2 separate regions of the Mus musculus genome follow, and region 1 is linked to region 2. The links are chromatin loops, found by intact Hi-C in ENCODE. Cell type or tissue: heart. All regions are shown on one strand. Links, peaks and the distances in the headings refer to the core of each region. The heading gives the core; the rest is flanking DNA.

Region 1 (12,255 bases), core at 1,862-9,861, 70 kb before region 2:
TCCATGTATATACATAAATATGAGTATGCAAAGCATCAGTTTAAATTGTTACTGAAGAATTTCTCTAGTTTCTTACGACTCACAAAATCTAAAGGATATCTATTTCTGGAAAACATTGGAAATAAAGATGTCTTCCAAGAATCAAGACTTTTTACAAGTAAAGGGAAGTTTTACAGCTTGCCAACAACTACTAGAAGAGTGTGTAAGAGTGCCATAGGCATCTCAAGACATGAGTGCAAGTAAGACCATAGCATCCCATGCTGCCCAGGGCTTCTGGAATCTGTCAAGGATGGGATATAATAGGATGCACATGTGTGCGTGTGCACGCGCGCGCGCACACACACACACACACACACACACACACACACACACAGAGGCAGGGTTGGTGGCAACTGCAGTCCCAGCCTTGGGAAAGTAGAAGCAAGACAGTCAGTGGCTCAATGTCTACATGAGATTCTGTATCAAAACAGCAACAGTAACAGTAACAGGACAACTTTCCTACCCAGTCCCAAACTGTCCTTGATTTGGGGATTTCTTCGGATGGGTTGATGTCAGAGCAATTTGAATAAAACATATACTCACGTCTGTGCCCATGTAATTTGTTAGGAAGAAAGCCATGTAAAAAGAGTGCCCTCCAAGTTTCATCAAGGGAGACAATGGTGATGGGAAAATTTGGAGCTCTGGACACCAGGACAATTGAGCAATGGGTGGGAAAATTATAGAGCTCTAGTCAGAGTTTTATCCCAAAATGCTGAAGAGGCCTGTGGGCTTGGGTAGGAATTAAAATGGGGGGGGGGGAAGCAAGCAAGCAGGAAGGAAGGGAGAGAAGAAAGGAGAGATGACAGAGAGAGCAAGAGGAAACACGGGGTAGGCTGCTCAAGGTTGGTGACACTCAAGGAACCAAAGCAAAAGTCAGTGTGTGTGTGTGTGTGTGTGTGTGTGTGTGTATGCACTAAGTGGAAGCTTGATCATCATCTGAGTGATTCTGAGAACACTGTCAAAATGAAGCCAAAGGGATGTGTGTGGGGCCTGGTCATGAATGGACTCATTTCCTCAAGGACCCAGAGAACTGACTGTCTCAGTGCTGCTCTGCATTCTACAGAGACAGTGTTTGTGCCTTCTCTTCATTCATGTCTTAGGACAGAAGACAGCTAGCTGCAAGAACAGCAAGTACAAGCAGGATGTTTCTATTTAGGTAGCTTTCTTGTCTGGATTCCCAACTCTAACATGGCGAACTCTGTCCCACTGCTTCTGGGCCCGATGGGCCACGTGCAGGTCAAATGTCAGGTGGGATCCCTCAAAATCATGGCTTCTGAGACTTCAAAAGCTTGCTTGAAACACCATCATAAAACATTGCCTCAACAGGAGGGAGTTCAGGCCACCTTGCAATGACTCTAACATCTACCTCCGGTTGTACCAGCTGCTAAGTATCCTTAAACCTAGATCTTTTGTATAGTTCTTCCCACTTAATTTTCTTACAGATGACACATTTGTATCTGAACCTATTCTATGGGGAATTCGAGATAGAATTCTTGACTGAATTGAGCTGGAAATTAAACCTTCAGTCTGTATTTAAGCAACACCCAAAGCTCATCTGTGATCTCGGGGGTTGTTTGTTTGTCTATTTGTTTGTTTGTTTTTTGTGGTACTGTACTGCTTATTGCAACCCAAAGTGCTGTCCTTACATAAAGACCCTAGAAAGCATGTTGCCTTTCCATAGAGACGCACTGGGCTTTTCTGGCACTGGTGGTTCTGACAGACACTGACTCAGTAATGGACTGTGACCATTTGTGTCCTCTCTGGGCATAAAGCTGGCCTGGGGCTCTTCTTTATCCATTCTACAGAACGCCTCACTCTGTGTCATGTGGAGTTCCTTCTGAATGTATCATTCTTCCTTCAGTCCTGCCTGCTCTGTACCCAAATATCCCGACTGCAAGTGTTGAATTGTCAATGTAGGTAGTACACTAAATAAAAAAGTGGCATGAGTTTGGGGTAGCAGCTCTCTTGCCTACTGTAAGAGAGAGGTAAGGGGTCTCCATTTGGGATTGGACAAGAATCCAGAAAGGATATTGGACCTGTTTTCTTACAGAGAAGGAATACAGCCAAGCTGTAGACAAGTCATGACACTTTCATCCCTGCTAGGGTTACCTTTTAGAGAATATTCTGGAGTGCTGTGTACTCTGATTATTCATATGTATCTTTAACTAAAGGCCCCACCCATATCCCTGGCAACCCTCATCTCAGGCGAGCAGGGATGATTGGCCAAACATTAGTCATATATAAAATTGATGACACACTAAATCCTACTTATAGCTTATATACTGTTATATAATATGGTAATACAGTCACATGTTTTTCTGTACTATATTAATATGCCTGTATTCCTTTAAACATTACATCTATAGCATAACATCAGAGTAAATGAGTGCTATATACTTTAAAACGCATTTGAATGATCGTGTATTTATGGAACAGTTGTTTATCCTTTTGGTTTCAGGGGCTGGGGAGTTAAGACAAGGTCTCACTAGCTGGCTGGGAACTCATTATATAGACCAGGTTGGCCTGGAACTCCCAGAGACCTGCTTGGTTTTGCCTCTGGAGTCCTAGGATTAAAGGCCTGTTCAACCACACCCAGTTTAGGGTACAAGATTTTAAAAGGTAGAATTATAAACAAATATCATAGAACCGAATGGGCAAATGTTTCATTTCATTTTCTTCCCCTGTAGTTCTACCTGATTCCCAGATGTTCTGGGGCTGAGGGATGGAGTGCTCACTTAGTGTGTGCAAGACCTTGGGTTCAATTCACAACACTGGGGGAAAAAAAACTGCCTCATTCTGCTGTGTACTCAACTAATAGAACTTCTAAAATTCCTTCAAAGAACTAAAAAAGAAAATTTAGAATTATCTGATTTTATCAAATCTATACATTTCCTTTCTCCATGTAGCACAAAGGTCAAAAATTTTCTAGGAATCGTTTTCAGAAAGCAATGGCAGGGCAAACAAAACAAAAAAAACAAAAACAAAACACAACAAAAACCCCTCCAATTCTGGTCACACCAAAAACCTAATTTTACAAACTAGATGATCAGATCTTCAACCATCACTTCTGTAAGCCTTGATGAGCGGGTGAAAGGTTCTGAAAGTATGGAAGGTCCATGTACACACCTGTCAGAAGGACTCGTGCTTCCCACATCAACCATTGCTCCTTCATGCATTTCCAAGTTGCTCATTGAGAACATGTGTGCACCCAGAGATCCACCACCTGGTGACCATTGCAGCTTCTGAGAAATCAATGGGGCAACCTCTCCACTGAGTTCATCAAGCTGCCTCTGAATGAAGCACGTTCCCTTATCTTGTTGAGCCAATGTACAATAATAAACAAAATTCTGCGCCTTAAGTGTCTATGTTGAAGAAAGACACCATCCATTGGTGTGGAGTCAGGTGACTCAGTGCAGCCCATAGACAGCCACATGCCTATGTTGAGGACAGTATAGTCACTGTTCCATGTGGCGAATGCCTAGACAGATCCAGAGATTTTAAGAGACTCTTAAGTTCACCGTCTACACCCATGGTTCTCAACTTTCTTAATGCTGTATCCCTTTAATATACAGTTCCTCCTGTTGTGGTGGCCCTCAACCGTAGAATTATTTTCATTGCTACCGCATAAGTGCAATTTTGCTATTGTTATGAATCGCAATGTAAATATCTGATATGCAGGATATCTGATAGGCGACCTCTGTGAAGGGGTCATTTGTTTCCCAAAAGGGTCACGACCCGCAGATTGAGAAGCGCTGGTCTATTCTTGCTGGTCTATAGCTGCTAGTCTATTCTTGCAAATATTCAGGAGTCTAAATAAAAATGATCCTGAATATCTGCACCGCAAGACTTGGCTGTGAAATCATCAGCAAGAAAGGGCTTCAAAGAGAGACCGCTGTGATTAATCACGTGTTCACATTATCTAGGCATGGAAGACCGACACCGACCGCGCTTTAAACTAACGACAGGGAAAGAAATGAGAAAGTCCCAGATCAGGGAGCACCCATTTATTACAGACATTTGTGAGGAAAGAGGAAAGGCGTCATTTTTCTCAAGTGAAGACTACAGCCATAAATCAGACATGACAAAATGTGTTAGCACTGAGAATGCTGTGCCAATTTAAAAGGAACCACACATTTAAAAAATGGTTTAGTGCTTTGAGCTTGAGGGCAAAAGAGATGGCTCAGTGAATGTGCTGGCTAATTTAATGTCAACTTGGCACAAGCTGTAGTCGTCTGAGAGGAGGGAACCCCAATTGATAAAATGCCTCCATAAGATCAGACTGCAGACAACCCTGTAAGGCATTTCCTTAATTAATGATTGATGGGGGAGGACCCAGCACATTGTGGGTGGTGCCATCCCTGGGCTGGCAGTCCTGGGCTCTATAAGCCAGCAGGCTGAACAAGCCATGGGGAGCAAGCCAGTTAGCCCACCCCGTCCATGGTCTCTGCATCAGTTCCTGCCTCCAGGTTCCTGCTCTGTTTGAGTGTCTGCCCTGCCTTCCTCCAGTGAAGGGTTACAATGTGGAAGTGTAAGCCAAATAAACTCCTTTCCTCTCCATCTATCTTTTGCTCGCCATGTTTCATCACAGCAACAGAAACCCTAACCAGGACAACAGGTAAAGGTGTTTGAACCCAAGCCTGAAGATCTAGCTGGACACTTGAAACCCACAAGATAGAAGGATAGATCTGTCTGTTTCAAGTTGTTCTCTGACCGCCACGTGCAGTTGCAAACGTACACACAATAAATAAATAAGCCAATAGCTAAAGATCATTCAGTGTTTTGAGCATTTTTAAAAATAATTTTTAAAATAATTCCCAGAAAAAAAGAAAAACAACAATAAAATTCCCATGTGCCCTCTGCCCCACAGAGGCAGTTTCCCCTTATCAGCATCCTTACACACACACCAGAGTGGTACATGTTTTATGACTGATAAGCCCCCACAGACATATCATCATCACCAAAAGGGCAAGGCTTATTTGGTGGGGTTTACCCTTGATGTACATTCCATGATTTTTACCAGTGTCTAATGGTGCAGACCCACCAGGACAATACCACACAGAGATGCTTCACTGCCTAAAGTTCGTTTCTCTCCACACAGCTCATTTCTCTCCCATGTTCATGTGTGGAAAATATATAGAAAAATAGACAGAGATACATGTGCAAGCACATGCTAAATATGGTACCTATATACAACATCCTAATGGTAGCTTGAGCTAAGAAAATACTCACAATAGCTTATTTGGGGATAGTAATTATAACTGTACTATGCAGAGTTTCTGCAGAAAACAAATGAAACTCTTCAAGTAATTTGAGAAGTGTATTAAGGGGCACGTTTGCGAGGTTCTGATAGAGAACCTTACAGGTGTTGGGGTGAACCCTACCAGTCATCAGGGCTAGCAATGCCTAGGACAGGAAGCTTTGTAGAGAGAGTTAAGGGAAGGAGACTGCTAGCCACAGGCTGGGGCCTTCACTCAAGAAGTGCAGCTAGCTGGCAGCCACCCCATGGGAGTGGGGGTTGGGGGAAGTGGGGCATAAATGACCTGAACTCACGCTGACATAACTCAAGGGATGGTCAGAAGGCAGGGGGGGGCTTTGGATAAAAGCAACCTCACCAGCTACTCACAGAGGTAAAGAAAGATGGACTGGAAGAGACAAATGGGGTGACTTAATGTTTCCTCTTTATTCTTACTTGAATTTTCTATAGTTTTTCCCAAGGACCACAAAGGACAAGCATATAGATCTCATCTCTGGGTTATTTTTCCATTCCTGCCACTTCTGCAGAGAGTTTGGATGAAAAATAAAACGTAGCTGAGAGTCCAAAAGCCATTAAGCTAAGCAAAGGGAATAGGGGTTGATAAATGTATAGGGATCAGAGCAGAAGAAGTGGTTCTGGGGAGGAAAGTCATGTTGATGACTAAAGCAAATAGCCCCCCAAGTCGATCTGTCCCCCTCCACAGCAATGCACATTGAAGGCTTACGATGGAATTATGATAACTTCTGAAGAAATTTTTAATATACATCTCTGGGTCGGCTTAGACACAAACCATCCGCCCTCGGTAAAACGCTCTTGCCACGGTCTTTTTCCGCATTCTGGAAACATTTGGTCTTCTCATGTCTCTGATCTAAATATATCTTCTCTCAAAGCCCAAATGCAATTTATTTTGCAACTGTGCAAAATCAAATCGAACCCACATCTGGTAGATCTCACAGATGTGACTCGTTCCAGCACAAGCAAACGTCAAACCAAGCAACCCACGGTCGGTCACCAGCTAATTGCATGCAGGTGATGTGAAGAGTAAGGTCTGTCTCCACATCCCCAGAGCTGGGCTCCAGAGTCTTCATCAGCTGCCCCTCTGTGTCGCTCGGGCATCTGCACTGATCCAGTAGAGGGCAGTGACAGACGCAGGAGCCTGGCCCTAGGTAAGAACTCCCCAGTAATGCCTCATCTAAGCAAAACAGAAGGGTCACCTGAGTTCATTTCTCCCATCATGCTCTGGTCTGTGGCTGCTCCCTCAGGAGCCCTGCAGCCATTATCAGCAGTCATGAGAACAGAAAGTATGACCTTCACCTCAAACTGCAGCCCTAAAAACAAACTACAGCAGCTGCTGCTACAACAAGACACAATATATGACTTAGCTGTATATTTCAGGCTTAAGACACTCCTGGGTGAGATATGCAGGGGAGGGGGCGCATTGCTGTTAAAGGGACAGTGAGAGAGTCCCTTAGACCCAAAGCAGATGTCCAAATCTAAACAAGAGGGAACTCGAAGCAGGAGATAATCCATATTGGTCCTTAGCAAGCCTGTGGCTCTTTAATTAAACCAACCAATACGGTTAACGCAAGAGAGATGAACTCAATTATGAACAGGCAAAAGCATGTTTCACTTTGCCGATGTCGAATAAGCTGTGCAAATTATTAGCATGGGTTATCAGTTGGGAGACAGCTCTGGAGACTTCCAGCTCTATGAGTTTCTGAACTAATTGATTTAAGACAAGCTGGAGACAAGCATTGTGCAAGAAGCTCCCTAGTGAAACTAACTTTTCCTGCTAACGAAAACAGCTTAAGTAATTTGAATTGCACCATGTAGATGCAATCAGGAGTTAGTCCTTTCAATGACAGCTAAAAATAGAGAGACAGCACATTGGAAATATGGGAGCTGAAAGAGACTCTCAGCACTACTGCTTTTAATTTGTTTAAGCAGTGGAAGCCTTTTAAAAATAAACCCTATGGGTATCCTCATCATATTGTAGACATTTGAAGAGAATCCTAATGTAGATGTTTTAGTAAACTAACTTTCCATTAAATGCTCTAAAGTCAGTGACTAGGAACAAGGAGACAGATAAGGTCAAGGGTTATAGATGCCTTGTAAATAAGGTCATCAAAACTCAATTCTAGGGCTTTTTTTTTTTTTTTTTTTTTTTTTTGCAAATACATTTGTAGATGATGACAGTGGCTGCTTTGGCTAAATCACAGTAAATGCCAATGGATGCCTTGTATCGGTCTTTCTGGAAATCTTGGGATATTCTTAAAGTTTAATTAGAGACCAAAATGGTTTAATTCCAAAATACACATTGAAATGAGCTTTTACTGTGTCCTGCCTAAGCTATCTCGAGTTAAAAGTGTTTGAAATGATTGTGGTAAAGATGGGTGTACACAGTGAAACGAGATGGAATAAAGCCCGCCCCTCTGCTTCCTGGGTTCAAAACTCAGCCCTACTTGTCCAGTTGCCTTCTCTATGAGCAGCTGTCTAACCTCCAGCCAATGAATGCCTTCCAGACCTGGTATCTGCAACCATTCCACAGGCAGCTCCCCAGCCCTCTCCTCAACAGCTGGCTGGAGAGAGGGTCGCTGAGTGGTTAAGCAGGAACACAACTTTAAAACGGAAAGAGTTCCTGAAGGCCTGAAGTTCTGGAGGTTCATGGAGAAGACCATCCACAAAAGACAGTCCAGGAACATTTTTTAATTTTTTTATTATTAATTTTAAAAAAAATTTATTAATTTTTTTCAATGCCTACTTTTAATGATTTTTTTTCTTTTTTAATTATCTTTTTTATTAGATATTTTCTTTAATTACATTTCAAATGTTATCCCTTTTCCTGGCTTCCCCTCTGAAAATCCCCTATTCCCTTCCCCCCCACCCCTGCTCCCCAACCCATCCACTCCCACTTCCCTGTCTTGGGATTCCCCTACACTGGGACATCAAGCCTTCTCAGGGCCAAGGGCCTCTCCTCCCATTGATGTTCGACAAGACCATCCTCTACTACATATGCGGGTGGAGCCATGGATCCCTCCATGTGTACTCTTTGGTTGGTGGTTTAGTCCTCCACAGGAACATTCTTAACAATTTTGAAAAACCAAGACATCAACCAAGGCTTGGGAGCTTATTGTGGTGGTAGTATTACTTACACTTACTATTCAAAGCAAATATGAAAACACTATCTAATCAAATGTTTACTAAGCACCCAGATCTTCTATCCCAAAGCCATACTTTAAAAACAGAAGAACTTTGATTCAAACTTCTTGCAAGAGTTTCTTGCTACAGGAAGGAGAATTTCACTCAAAGTCGCCAAAAAGGAAGTCTTCTAGGAACTCATCCGGATGCTAACACAATCAAGACAGCCTCTATTTTTATGCTTCTTATGTAACTGTGTGAGAGGCTACTTGTGCCCCACCTCCACCCCACCACCACTCCCTCCAACCTACAAATGCAATCATCCTGGCTTGGTCCCCTTTCCAAAGCCTTGTGACACTCAGACGTTGAACCTGCAGATCTTGAGGCCACAGAGCAGAACAGATGGGCTCCCTGCATTCAGTCACTCCCAACAAAGGGCAACTTGCCTGTGTTTCATTCCTGGTAAATCAGCTAAGGTCAGGACAGAAGTCGTAAGTCAGCAGAGACACCAACAGACTGAGCTAGCAGATGCAAATTCAAGCCTGACACTCACTTCTTTCCAGTTATATGAGCAAGGCCAAATAATGAGACATTGTATGTAAAATGAAAAAATGAGGCCATTGTAAAGCATTGTAAACCATAAATATGAGCAGATCACTGTAACCAAATGCGATCACTATGGCCCAACACGTACGTTCACACGCATGTATGTGCAGGTGTATGAGCACGTGGAGGTCAGAGGACATTGGGTGTTCTAGCCTATCTGTCTGCCTTGCTCTCTTGAGACAATGTCTCTCAGCGAACCTCGAGATTGCTGTCTATTGGGTAGCTGGTCCCCGTCAAGTTCCAAGAAGCTTTCTGTCTCTACCTCCTGATCCCACAGTCCTCGGTTCACAGGTGAGTATGGCCACAGCTGGCTTTTTAAGTAGGTGTGGAGAATCCCCACTCAGGTTATCATGCCTGAGTAACAAGTACTCTCACCCACTGAGCCATCCCCAGAACCCCAAAATGTCTGTAGAAACTGTAAAAAGGTGTATGGAATATACAATTTTGTACTTACAAGCAACACTGAAGAAAAGGGCATTGTGGTAAAGTTTTAAAGGTGAGAGGCTCAGTATAGGAACATACTGCTTTGATTTTGTTGAATTAAGTTTGTGTACAAGAGACAGAAAAATATGATGCAGCTTGGTTTCCTCATATGTAGAATCCCTGGGAGACTTCCTGGGGGCTGATATGGCTTCTGTGTGGGGTCCAGATCAGGATGTACGCCAAAGCAAGGCACAAGACTCAAGAACATTTGAATTTAGGATAAACATCGATAATATTTCATTCTCACCATGTCCCGTGCAATATATCAGAAAGCCTGTATCATTACTAAACTCGACAGCTTTAACCCAGACCTCTCTAAATCTCTTTGCTCACTTTCCAAATGCTGGCATTCATATTCCACACAACATCTACATTCCAGGAAACAGAGATAAAACTGATAACAAAACACGCCTTAATCTAAAACTCCCCAAAGCTATCATACTCTATTTACACATTTCTCATGGTTTATAACTTAATCACATGGCCATGTAGGTACAAGGGAGCAGACACAATAATGTCTTTATTCTAGGCAGTACATGCACTGGAAGTTGTATACTCTGAAAGTAGGACAGTTAAACAACAAACTACTAGAGTCTACTGTAGGTTGGATATGTCTGTTCCTGGAGTTATAACAAAGTGCCATAAATTTATTAGTTTAGAAATAATAGAACTTTTGTGCAGTTTAGAAACCTAGAAACTCGAAAATCAAGACACTTGCAGATGAGTGTCTGGTCAGGGCTTTCATGCTGTGTCCTCTGGAGGGGACAATGGTATATCATCACACGGTCCAGGAACAAAGCTCACAGCGTTCATGACCAGGTGGCCCTGTTGAGCAAAGGCAGCATAGCATTGTGGGAGCACATAGCATAGTGTCAAGCCTAAGACCAACTTTTAACCCAAGGGTTCTCTGGGAGACATTCCAGACTTAAACTGTATTAAAGAGGACAGTTCCCTCTACTTCCCTTAAAGAATCCTTATCCCACTCAGGAGGACATAATGGTAAAGACTTAGCCTCTTCCCAAAAGGTCTCACCCTTAATATGATTGATTACCTTGGACATTAAATCCTAACACATGAACTTGGAGGGGCACATAGATTTGAACCATAGCATATGCCTCTTATCTAAAATCTCAGGGCATCACAATCTACCTAACCTTGATGCCACTCTATCAGGGTCTGGGGAGTGATGGCGAGAGGACAGCTGTCATGATGGATGTTGATGAGCCCTTCACTAAGTGACTGCCTGGGGCAAGGGGGCGCTGGGGGACACTGGTAGTTTCCAGCCACTCATTAGAGACTTACTGGGCATCTCAAGACTTTCTGCAGCCTTCTCCCAGACACCCACCCAAATGAGGGCCCTTGCTGTTTCTGCCTTAGGCAATGTGAATAGTGAGGGTCCCGTAGGTCTAGAGGAGGTCCTGACTCCCTGAGAGGCCTGGGAAACTTCAGAAGAATTTCCTTCCCTACAGCCTAAGGTCATCATCTCAAACCAAGAAGACCTTTGGGGATCACTGGTGTGCAGAATAAATGTTTTTGAGAAAGTGATCTAAGATGTGTATTTGCTAGAATGATGGAGAGGCTGGTAGTCCTAGGCTAACCAACAGAGAAGAAAAACACTCCTTCTTTACTGCATACTGCATTTCAGGCATCTGTTGCTATGGACTGTGTATGATGTCCTTCCAACTTAAGAGAGAGAGGCATTACTTCATGTATATATTTTTAGGTCACACCCATCTTACCCTTGGTTCTTCTGATGCTTGGGATTAATAGTCCAGCATTGCAGATACAAAAAAAAAAAAAAAAAGACCCTGATATTATATATAAAGAGGGGAATTTGCATTCTAAATTGTTGGGGACCATTCCTCCTAGGAGAAACAGTTTTTTTTTTTTTTTTTTTTTTTTTTTTTTTTTTTTTTTTTTTTTTACAAGAAGTCAGAAATCTTGTTGTTACTGCTGAAGAACAGAGACTATCCCCTGGCCGTGGGCTCAATCCCAGGAGGTGTCTTAGAGGATATGAAAATTTGCTCTTGGACTAAAACTCTAAGCATCAGAATGTAATGTTGATAGAAACAGTGAGCATCCCTCTACACCCTCAAATGTTGAGCGTCCATTAGATGGAAAGATTTTATATGTCAAAAAGATTCCAGTATGGGATTTCATTTTGAACAAGATCTTAACAAGAAATCAGTGGCCACTTTAGTATTGGGTATGCTTCTCCAGTACACAGTGACACCTGAAAGCAACTGGCAGAGAAGTTGGTGGTGACAGGTGGCACCTCTGTGTTACCAGGATCTTCACAGATCATAAACAGAAGGGACTTGGTAAATATATAACTATATAAATATAAAACAATTTGTGACCCCAAGGCACTCTGAATTCATATTCCTCCTGCAGAGGCTCATTCTTTAACCTGGTTGGGAGGGATTAGTTTGGAACCATCACAAGGTATCCTTAAGAACCATTCAGCTTCAAAAGAATATTGTAATTAGATGGGCTGTATACGGATTGGGGTTTTCTCAACAAATCACTGTTAGAAACAGTATTTAATATGGGAAATTACAGTCACCGCTGATGAAGAGAGTGTTTTCCATTGAGAAATTGAAGTCTTGCTAAATTAGGCTTCACGTCAAACATTTACTCAGTTAGAAGTAGTATACAATATGAAGGGTGTTTTACTATATATAGATGCGTTTAGTGCAATTAGAAGCATTTCTGTATTTATTCTTCGCACTAAT
Region 2 (12,255 bases), core at 2,773-10,772:
ACACCTCACACATGTGTGCATACATCACACACACATACACCCACACATACACTTACACCACACACATATAATGTACTTGATAGTGAAGCCCTAGATTAAATCTCCTGTTATTAATTGTTCTATTGCCGCAGAAAAACCATGAAACCATGACTGACTTTATGTAGAACGCTAAAAACTGGGGTTGAACAAATGTTTGGGTGCTCTTTTTTTAAACCAGCAGAGCAATGTTTCCATTTGTTAGTTAATTTAGAATAAAATTATTTTCTTCAGAATAAAAACTAAAAAGGCCATGATGAGAGTAATAGAGAGAATAGAAATAAAGATTCTCTTTCCAAATCATATCCCCTTAGGTCTTGATTTTACAAAGACTTTCAGAATAGATTTTATTTATGCAGGAACTATCTCAGACCTTACAAGGTGAAGCAAAACACTGCAAACATGGAAGTCTGAAGGGAAAAGTCCACGGCTGTCTTCCATCACTGTGCAGACATCTCCCCTTAAAGCCGAGAGAGGCATGCATACAGCAGGGGTACTTCAGAGGCAAGGAATATTGGATTTTATGCAAATGTGGTTTTTGGTTTGAGCCCTGAGAGGTTCGAATGCCTAGTTCACAGTGCATTACCAGGAAGACCAGATTGTGATCAAACAAAAGGCGGGTGTAGAACACACAAGCACTTTGGCCTCATTATCTGCTGTTTAACCGTCCCCCTGTGTTTGCAAGTCCACGTGTAATTAAGCTTGAAGGGAAGTTGTAATTGGAAGGAGATAATCTAAGAATGGTCAGTGGGTTAGTGTCCGGAAATTCTGACAAATGACGCAAGCATACCCCAAGGCCAGTATTTCTCTCAAGCAGTCCCTTGAGTGTGCTTATGTGAACCGTATAAGGTACAGAGCCCTCCCCAGCTCCTTCATCCTTCTTGTGCTCCAGCAACCAAGCCAGGATACCTTGGAAGGGAATTCTTCCAGTGAGCACTTGCTCTAATGTTATTGGCAAGATCACAGTTTACTAGTGTGCTCGTAGACAAAACTGTTACAGCATATCTCTTTTTTTTTTAAAATGAGCTAAAATTATTTTTAATGGTAGTTTACTGAAACTTCTAAAATGATGCTCAGTCTAAAGTTTAAAATATATATTTTAAAGTATACTAGCTATCATTTATAAAACCACTTAGCCCTATATATGACAAATTATACTTTAAAGAAAACAGTAGATAATGTGTGTGTGTGTGTGTGTGTGTGTGTGTGTATGTATCAGTGAGAGATAACTCAGGAAATTATTAATAGGCAATAAAAAATTGGAAACCACTATATAGTGTTGTTCAACTTTAAATGAAATTTCATTAATAAATTTCCACAAAAATGAACTTTAAAATATGAGTTAGTTTTTAAAATCTATTAAAATTATAAAGTTTATTCATAGTAGCCCTGGAATATGATTTGAGAACCATTTTTTTTTTTTCCACGAACATCAGGCCTCAGGACTGATCCGGATCTGGAAGTTTGTTGTCCGGTGGTGTGGTACCAATAAAAGAGAAGAGATCAACAGAGAAAGACCAACCAGACAGTCAGGACTTCGCTAAAAGAGAGACCATGACTTGAGAGACAAGTCTTGGCTAAGGGAAGCAAAGTGAGAGATTGGGTTCAGCATTCAAAGCCAAGATCCAGAGGCGGCTAATCACCTAGTGTTCAAACGACCCAAGGGAAAAGCACCAGCCTACAGCTACGCGATACATCTGGATCCGCACCAGAGTAGACATTATTCTTCTAAAAATGTCCAGGTCAGTCAGAGACTCAGGTCAGGTGAGCTAGTCCACCCCAGGTCTGGAAGATAGAGCTGGGATCAAACAAAAGTTGAGCTTCAGAGGACAGAGGCGTGATGGTTCCTTCAGCCAGGGGACAGACAGGTCAAAAACAGGGATTGCTTAATCATTAATTGACTTCAAACAAAGGAAGAAAGGATCCCAGGCAACCAGCATAATTAAAGTTCCTCTAGTTGTAAAAAGCATGAGGCCTCGGCAAACCAGCAGAGGCCCGGGATCAGAGGAGAGCAGGCGCTGAGCAGAGAGAAGAAGAAAAAACAGTCCAGGCCACAGGAAGAGGAAGTCTGTCTCCATTGGATAAAGGATGAGCTCCAAGGGCCCTTGATGTCGAGCTCCCCTAAAGAGTCTGCGCTGGGAAGGCTGGTAGGAGTATCAAGTCTGGTGCTCTCACCTGATGCTGTGAGCCTGCTCATCAGCGTGCTCTCCACGTCCTCTAAGCCTGTTCCTAAGCATGCCTTCTCTTTAAACAAAACTACAAAGAAGCTTTTTGTATGATCTGTTTCCTTTGATTCGGGCTGCGTTAGCAGGCCAGCAAGAAATGTGGCTGGTGGGAGCCCCTTCCTGCGAGGAGGCTGGCCTGCTCCTTTCACGCCTCTGTGAGTGCTTTCTGTTTATTGCTTGGTCACTTGAGAGTCAAGCCTCAGCAGCAGCTTCATGACCAGAATCAGTAAGGGGAATCCAATTTTTTTTTTCTCTAGACTACTTGCAGTCAGCCCCAATGCAGCCAAAGAAAGCTCATAAAAAAAGACACACATCATGTCTTGTAAATATTCTCCTGAATAACACAAAATGTCCCCAGCTTCCCATCTCTCTTAGAAGAAAATGCTAACTGCTCATGTCTTCCAGAGTCTTAACTGATCAGATCAAGCCCAGCTCCCAGCCTCCCCTGCCATTCCCACTCCCTCCACCTAAGACTTCAAGAGCTCTGTTGTCCAGGACGCCATACAATGAAAGATCTAGTCATATTTCTCTTAATTTACTTGCTTCTTTAAAAGTCTGTGTTATTCATGAAACACTGAGCACAGCTCTTCATCAGCCTTTAATCAACAAAATAAATGCAGACATATAGCTATTTTTAACAAGCCTAGATTAAGAGTCACTGCTCCAGGCCTGGTTTGTGGTCACTCCATCATATACAGGAGCATCTTTTATTACCCATGCACCTATCAGTCTCAACCACTGATGCCTGCAAGGGGGAGGGAAAGCAGACATAAGCATCCTTCGTAACACAGCTGTCCCTGAGAAACAGCCCCTACCGCAGAGCACCGATGCACTGGGGAAACCCGCCCATTTTTCCCTGTGTGTAAGATAGGTTTGCATCCTTCCAATTGCAGTGGTCCATCTCAGCTGGGTGTGTAAGCAAGCTTGCTGCCCACCTTAGCAACTGCCACATCACTGTTCAAGAAGGCTAAGAGAGCCCTTTGTAGTCTCAGCATTCCAGGTGAGCTCGTGGGAAACACAGGCTCCAGGGATTCATGAGTCAGCCTTTCTCACAGGTCTCAGCCAATGAATCATCACACTGAAGATCCACAGTTGTTAAAGGAACTGAACTCGGCATGCCAGAGACCTCCATTCTTTGCATTATTGCAACACTGTTTACTACAGTATGCTGTGGAACCTGCCCAGATGGGACCAGTCACAAATAGCTAAAGAGAACTGATAAATATGCACAAAGGAGTAGTATTCAGACATAAAGAAGGAAATCGTATTTGCTGCAGCGTTGAGAGCACTGGAAGACACTGTGTTAACTGCAATGCTCAGACACAAAAAGACAAAAAACAGATAAACAAATATTCTGTGTCATGTAAAGGCAAAAAGAAATGATGGTCTGAATATGTGTGTGTGTGTGTGTGTGTGTGTGTGTGTGTTTTAAGTATGGTTGTTGACTAGAACTTAGTGGAGCAGATACCTTGCTTGCCAGGTAGCATATATAAGGGAGATAACACGGGCTTTCTCCACAGTCTCCAGACAAACATGGCTTCTCTCAAGACTCAGTACAATGCTGTGGTCATTTGAGGAATGGGTCTATTTTCCAGAACCTCTTTTAAGTCTCTGGATTATTCCTTCCAAAACCCCCAGTGTGTAGAAGTGTGGTCACACATTTCTTGGCCACAGTGATAGCATCCTGAGAAAGGTGCCCTTTGCCAATTTTTGGCCATTGTGCAAATATTACAGAATGTACTCACAAGAACACACATGGTACAGGCTAGGTAGAGATCCCTATAGGATCTGAGCTATGTGTTATATACAATAACATGTAACTGCCACTGACAGGAACTTCGTATGCAGTGCAAAAATAGCAATTATTTAATTCTGGACACTTCATCTCTACATAAACTCCTCACTTACCACCCACTAGGCTACTAGCAGACAACTAAAGGAAACTTCACCTATTGCTGAAGATCTACTGACTCAGTTCCCTATGCATACACACACACACACACACACAGAGAGAGAGAGAGAGAGAGAGAGAGAGAGAGAGAGAGAGAGCTTCACATCAGCATCTTTGACTCTTCCATGCTTTGTCCTGTTGGCCCCTCCACTCCCACCACTGAATACAGTCTCCCTCATGACCTTTGATCTTTGTAGGACACAGTTTATGTTTGCCATGTCTTTCCTCCCTTCCTGATCTATCTGGCTAATTTTTTTTTTTCAGCTCCTACTCCAATTGTGGCTCTAGCTCCCTAATGTGTAATCTCCAAGAAGCTCGGACATTAGAACATTCACAAACAGTGTAACTTGACTAATCTTTATGCCTCTAAAACTAGTATCTAGTCCCTCCCCTCTCTAGTTTTTCCTCCCCATGTGTCTGTCTGTATCTACAGTTTAAAATGTTTGTGTTTCTGAAACCCCATTTCTCCTGGATTGTTCCTCTCTCACCTCCTGTCTTGGTACCTCTCTTCTTCCCATTCAGCACACTGGCCTTATTTTCCCAGATTTTTCAACTCCTAGATTTCACCTATGCTGTTCCCAAGAATACCCTTTCCCTTTCCTCAAAGCTGGCTCTCTCTAGTGCATCCCATAAGCTCTACTTCTTGCCATTAAAATACAAACGTTTGCTTGTATGGTTATGTAGGTGTTAGCAAACGTACCTGTACCAATGCAGCAGCCAATAGGCCTGAGAACTTAGCATGTGGCTGACCCCAGCTGAGATGTGTCACAGGTGTTAAATCCACACCAAATTATGGAGACAGTAAGGTAAAAAGAAAAGAAAATGTCATGATTATTTTAGGATTATTGAATTACATTTCAATAGAGTACTTTAGCTAAATTGAGTTAAATGAAATGAAATTTTTAGGTTTGTTTTTTTATGGTTTCTAATAAAAATGTTTAAGTTACACTTGGGCTAACATTTCATTTCTTTATAGCATTAGTAAAAGCAAGACAGTGTCTCGGTAGGAGTCCAGGCTTGTCTCAAACTCCCAATCTTCCTGCCTCAGCCTTCCATGTGCTAGGACCCAACCATATCTGGCCTCACATCCTACTTCTGCTGGACAGCTTTACTGTAGACATAAAATTCAATGGGGGCCAAAGTAATTTTGCTAATGACTATAGTCCCACTGACATTAGCACTGTCCCTGAATGTATAATAACTGAATTGGTGGATATATTTTGAAACAATACATTTTTTTCTGGGTAACTGGATTTAAATCTAACTTCTTCCTTTTAGAAAAAAAAGAAAAGAAAAGGAAAAAAAAAAAAAAAAAAAACAAAGACAAACAATGGTAGCCAGGGGGGTTCAAAATCTGCCTCTCAGTATGCATGTTCGCTGTCTGCCCTGGGCATCAGAGCTTTTCTTAGCTTTAAAAACTTACAGTTTTACTCATGATTAAGTAACTGTCGTGAATTGTCAGGCTGGCCCAAGTCATCACTAGTTTAAATAGATAGTGTACCATTTGAACTGCACAATAGATTCATCTTCCAAATTACAAACAGGCTACTGAAGGAATAAATAATATAGAAGAGATGCCACATATTTAGAAAGGACCCATGGAGTATTCCTTTGAAGCCAGTCCCATTCACACACATGATTTCATAGGCAATATCTCACTTACTTATCTCAATCCTTACTGTCAGAAAAAATATATATTGTTGACTTAACCTGAATTCACCATCTGGAAATGGCCTTACACAAATGTAGGAAAGGCCAGAGTATTTAAACATCTAGCAGTGTCTTTAAAGACTATTTTCCTTCCCCATTAATTTGCCAGCCTGTTCACTCACATTCCTGAGCACACACACCTATCACAAGTCTCTGCATTACATTACATCAAGTTCTCTGTGGTTGACAATAATAGTGCATTGCCTAAGAAAAGAAGTGGCCAAACTGTCTTGTGATCCCTAATCCAGAAAGAGAAGGACTTTAGTCACAGACAAGAGCACAGGACTTGGAGGCTTGCTCAGCCAGATAGATCAGGTGGCAACTGGAAGAGAGCCACTGGGAGCTAAGATACCACAAAGACAACCCAATGCCAAGACTCTTAATGGGCACCCATTTGACAAGGCATTAAGTGCTCATTGCAGGACAATAGTACTGCTTTCCCCAGGGAGAGTGGGACAAAAAAAAAAAAAATCCCTATAATAAATGTCTCACAGTCAAGATTCTTCAATTCCTTCTATCCTTGTGTTTTATGAGCCACAGAGCTGAGAGACAAGCAGATGGCATATCCTTGGAAGTGTTATAGTCCGCCTTAAGCTTTCTTAAGCACACAGAAATAGTGCTGGACTGGAAGTGAGAAGCTGAGATTCCCATCTCTCCCATGGGGTATTCATTTCAGAACCATTGAAATGACATGCATTAAACCTGCTGTTGTCATGGGACCCTGCTCACAGCAAATGTTCAACCCTGTGACTCAGGGCTCTCTACTCTCCCAAGGCTAATGACCTTACATTCAAGTGAGTCAGGAGACCACAAAACCCTAAAAGATATCATAGTCTCTGTGAGATATCACCTCTATCTTTCTCTACCAACGTACCCAGCTGAGTAAAAATCAGTAATGAAGAACAAAGAATACAACTAGGTTTTTAAAAAGAAAATGAAGGGCTAGAGAGATGGCTCAGCAGTTAAGAGAGTTTGCTGCTTTTGAAGAGGGCCCAGGTTTAGTTCCCAGGATTCATGCCAGACAGCTCATAACTGCCTGTAACTCCAGCACTACAGGATCTGATGACACCCTCGTTCATCTTCCAAGGGCATCCGCTCACATGTGCACATACACATACATAAAAATAATAAGGAACAAATAACTAGAAAGAATGAAGCATGTAAAAAATATTTATGAGCCAATGGTTCTGAGCTGGACCACTTTGAGCAACAAAACAAATAAAGTTGCAGGAGTCTATAACCACAAAATAAAATGAACATCTACAAATCTACACTAACACTAATTAGCTGCTTTAGTGAGCAACTAATTAACCAAGGAGAAGGGATGTACTTTCCTTATAAAGAATCCTGCTTAAGCAGAGTAGAAAAACAACGGAAAAACAGCAAAAATGCTGACACAAAATGACAATAATTATATTCAGCAAGATACACATGTGTGTGCTAAATTAATGGCAAAAGTTAGACAAAACATGGGATAGTTGCAAGTTCTCAAAAATATATTCTCCAAGAATTCATAAATTTCAGAAAAAATACTACCTTTACAGTACAGAAATCCAGCACATACTTCATCAACCAGGATACCACAATCAATATAACCAGTCATAAAATATATTGATATCATCTACCAGAAACAGCATCGGTATAACTTCTATTTTCTTTTTTTTAATTAGATATTTTCTTTATTTACATTTCGAGGTTTTTTTTCCCACTTTCTCCTCTATAAATTTCAGTGTCTCTGGTTTTATGTGGAGTTCTTTGATCCACTTAGACTTGAGCTTTGTACAAGGAGATAAGAATGGATCAATTTGCATTCTTCTACATGATAACCACCAGATGAGCCAGCACCATTTGTTGAAGATGCTGTCTTCTTTCCACTGCATGGTTTTAGCTCCTTTGTCAAGATCAAGTGACCATAGGTGTGTGGGTTCATTTTTGGGTCTTCAATTCTGTTCAATTGATCTACCTGTCACTGTACCAGTACCATGCAGTTTTTATCACAATTGCTCTGTAGTACAGCTTGAGATCGGGGATAGTAATTCCACCAGAGGTTCTTTTACTGTTGAGAATAGTTTTTGCTATCCTAGGATTTTGTTATTCTAGATGAATTTGCAAATTGCCCTTAACTAACTCTGTGAAGAATTAACTTCTGTTTTCTTTTTCTTTCTCTCTCTTTCTCTTTCTTCCTTTCTCTTTCTCTCTTTTCTTTCTTTCTTTCTCTCTCTCTCTCTTTCTTTCTTCCTTTCTTTCTTTCTTTCTTCCATCCTTCCTTCTTTCCTTTTTTCCTTTCCTTTTTCTTTTCTTTTTCTTTTGAGTCTTACTGTGTAGTGCAGGCTGGCCTAGAACTCTGTATTTAGATTAGACTGACTTTGAACTCAGTGAGAGCTGCCTGCCTCTGCCTCCAGAGTGTAAGGATTAAAGGTGGCCTTTTGTAAAAACCATACACAATCCATTGTCGATATTACTAAATACAGTTTCAACACCTGGCAAACAGTGCAGTTGGGAGGGTAGAAAATCTGTGTATCCTCATTGAAAACCATATGTACACCTGAAGCAATCCATCAGGAACAGTGGTCTATTTTTAAAATGTTAGTACGTCTTCCCTCTTTCTGATATCGTCTCACCAGAACTCTGTTTTTTTTTATTACGTATTTTCTTCAATTACATTTCCAATGCTATCCCAAAAGCCCCCTCCCCCCACTCCCCTACCCACCCATTCCCATTTTTTGACCCTGGCATTCCCCTGTACTGGGGCATATAACGTTTGCCTGACCAATGGGCCTCTCTTTCCAGTGATGGCCGACTAGGTCATCTTTTGATACATATGCAGCTAGAGTCAAGAGCTCTGGGGTACTGGTTAGTTCATAACGTTGTTCCTCCGATAGGGTTGCAGATCTCTTTAGCTCCTTGGATACTTTCTCTAGCTCATCCATTGGGGGCCCTGTGATCCATCCAATAGTTGACTGTGAGCATCCACTTCTGTGTTTGCTAGGCCCCGGTCTAGTCTCACAAGGGACAGCTATATTACCGTCCTTGCAACAAAGGCTTGCTAGTGTATGCAATTCACCAGAACTCTGTTACCTCATCATACTTATTAGAAAAAGCAACCCAAGTTGAGGGGCATTCTACAAAACGAAGTGTATTTTTCCAAAGCACCAATGTCATGAGAAAATAAGAATCTACTGTAGAACACAAGAAACTAAGGAGATGCTACAACTAAATACTACCCAGGCTCCTGAACTGAGTCATAGAACAGACATTGAAGAGTCATAGAAATTAATGGCATTCAGATAGAGCCAATTGTTTGGTTAGCAATACCACACTAATTGTAATTTTTTTCATTTTGACAGTTATATCATAATAAATAACATGTGAGCAGTTGGAGAAATGGGGTAAAAAGTATGTAGGAATTTTGTACTATTACAACTTTTGTGAAAGTGAAAATTCATTGTAAATTTAAAAGTTTAAACAATTAAAATTGTTTGTAAAATTGAAAGTCTAAACTCTCAGATATGCCCAACCTACAACCTACAAGCAACTGTAGGAAGCCATCACTACTAATGAAATCTGACAAAAACATTGTGACCTTTTTTTATGATTTTTTTTCCTTTGTCACTCAATTCTGTGATTCTTTGAGCATAGACTTCATAGATGAATGCCATCCTACAGTGTCAAAAGGTTGGATGTACTTGGAAAGAATGTCAAATTTTAAACCCAAACATAACAAAAAAATACAAAAAAAGTGAAGAACTAACATGTTCAACCAAATGCAATTTCAGACTTCAAATATATACTATAAGGGAAGAAAAAAATTAAGAAATACAAGAAGAAAAATATGTGCAGCAAAAACATACTATTTAATATCTTTATATGCAAAGAAAGATAATCCTCATATCAGCAACTCCATGTGGCTAATGTATTTTAAAATTATTAAATAAAGAAAAAAATGAATGATGATCATCTACAACACACACACACACACACACACACACATACACAAACAAGAGCCAAAACTATGGAGTGACTAGTCAATTCTAAATAAGCAATTAGAACAGAAAGTGTGTATCATCTTCACCCAGCAGCTTTAAACTGCAGTAATAATAACATCAAGTAATGACAAGCATCCAGAGAAAAGGGGATATTCATAAGTTTGAGTATCAAGTCTGCCTGTTGGATCAAGCTATTGGTTTGCATAGGTACCAGCCTTCAAGGAAAGCAATGCAGGATGCATATTAGGTCCTGCTTCTGTCATTGAGAACATGTGTGCAGAATCTCAGGCAAAGTAGACATGTGTCCAGTGATGTCATTGACTTAAAAGAGTTTACAGATGGACTCTGTATACAATGCCCAAGTATCACTGCTGTAGACCATTATGAGGCTTTGACTTACTGAGATGGGTATAAAATCAAAATTCCTATATTTTAACAAGGCAATGGCCATTTGGAGCCTGATCCATTATGCCTTACCCAGACATGATGACTAATGACTCAAGACATCTTACACTAAGGATGAACCTCAAGAAAAAACAAATTACTATTCAATGATACTGAGATGTACACCTATCTGCCTGTGTTGTGTTGTATTGTATATAATACAGACCATCTACAAATGGCCCATAAGACTAGACCAGGCAAGATTCCCTTCAACTGCAACACACAGGGAACTTCTCCACTACACTCTTGCAGTGTATGGCAATAAATTCTCTCTTTGTCTGCTTGTGTTTTGGTAAAGCCTTTCACCACCCACATCACCACCATATATTGCGCCATTTTGCTGCCAGTTTGCACAGGGGTGGGGAGTATACTGGAAAGTTTTGAGTCAGAGAGATTTGAGCTGATTTGTATTTCGAATCACCCTGATTTCTACACTGAAAGAACACAGATGACAGGCATATGTTGGAGACAGTGGACATGTTAAGAAGTGGTTAGATGCGAGCCATACTCCAGCTGGAGTCAAAGGAAATTCCTCCCAGAATGAGTGTGGTCAGAGAGTGAAAAATCAAGGACAACAATTAAGTTTTTGGTCATCATAACTGGAAGGATGGCTATGAATGAATAAACATAATACAATACAATACAATACAATACATTACAACACAACACAACACTATACAATACAGTGCAGTACAGTCCAATGCAATCCAATCCAATACAAAAGGAGAACATGACTGCTCGGAACGGGTTGAGGATTTTATTGTAGATATAAGGAAAAGCACAAGTAGAGATATCTGGAATTGTCTAGAATGAACCAGGCCAAGAGGGAGAGGGCAGGGTGAAAGAGGAAGAGAAGAGAGAGAGAAAAGGAGGACTAAGAAGCTAGGAGACCACAAGCCCAAGAGGACAAGACATAAAAAGGGCCACGTGGGCTCCAGCTGCCTGTGTAGCAGCTTGGGGGGATGGGGTTTAACTGGGAAGGGGGATAACATTTGAAATGTAGACAAATAAAATAACTAATAATAAAAGAAGGGGCTCATGTAGCCAAAATGGCTGGGTTATGTAGGGAAGAGCAGCTGGGGGAAGGACAGAGAAGCTTAGGGGTTGGAGAGGCTGAAGTGTAAAGCCTAAACAACTCCAACTTTGAGAAGAAACTCCATTTTGTGCAAGACCTGACCCGGAGTTAAACTCCAGTTACAGGAAGAAAACCACAAAGTCCACGTGAGCAAACATTCTATGGCAACCCCCCCCGCCCCCCCCCCACACTCCCACCCCCCTTAGCAACAGCCAGTCAGGCCACAGCAGCAGAGTCAAGGTACATACAGATAACCAAAGACATCCTGCAGAAATAGATAACCCAGCCAGCCTGATTGTCAGGTGATTTTGCCCCCTTGTTTGGTTCCTGCAGATTACACCAGAAATGCAGCTTTTAAAACTTGCTGACCTGTATGGAAATTCCCTGAGCTGGTGGTTGTAACCACAATAAATACCCCTAAACTGGGGCTTTCACTTCTGACCCTCTGCAATGATGACAGTAAGTATTCTTGCTCACGAGTGGTCTAATAAAGACCCTTGAGTGTTTGCATCAGAATTGGCTCCTCGGTGGTCCCTGCGACTTGGGCATAACAGAGGGTAGAGGGCTGGGTGAGAAGCAGTAAAGACCAGGACTCTGAAACAGGCAGACTGCTGCAGGAGGGGCCAGAGCCCGCTTTGATATGTTAATAGACACCTCAGCTTTTTGTCCCTGGTTCCAGACCTAACAGGATAGAATTGCCAGCTATTTGAAACTGAGACTTGGAGCAGATGTGAGAGAAAGACTGGGAAATTTTTGGAGGAATCTTCTAAATCTGATCTGCCTGTTAGACAGGTGGGAGGAGCCACCTAGGAGATGGTTGGGCATTAG

Evidence for each region. A loop is a pair of places that touch in the nucleus more often than their neighbours do. Peaks named below come from ENCODE experiments on the same cell type or tissue, not always from the same donor. Only the 100,000 strongest peaks of a DNase experiment are listed, where the experiment ranks them.
Region 1: a loop joins it to region 2, with 2.0 times the contacts of the local background. A loop is called at or near these places in 5 of 42 quality-filtered maps.

The regions. Positions count from the first base shown.
Region 1 is chr1:151,096,745-151,108,999 of GRCm38, forward strand. All of the region lies in intron 1 of Gm36139 (a long non-coding RNA gene), which reads right to left. It also overlaps the pseudogene Gm19087. Among named protein-coding and RNA genes, the nearest start is that of Gm36077, 19 kb to the left of the region's middle. In heart, for the core only: a CTCF peak has its summit at 6,415 (motif pointing right); DNase peaks (open chromatin) are centred at 6,527 and 8,757; H3K27ac peaks cover 3,699 bases.
Region 2 is chr1:151,165,541-151,177,795 of GRCm38, forward strand. No RefSeq gene overlaps it. Among named protein-coding and RNA genes, the nearest start is that of Gm36139, 16 kb to the left of the region's middle. In heart, for the core only: no CTCF peak of the experiment used is centred there; a DNase peak (open chromatin) is centred at 6,241.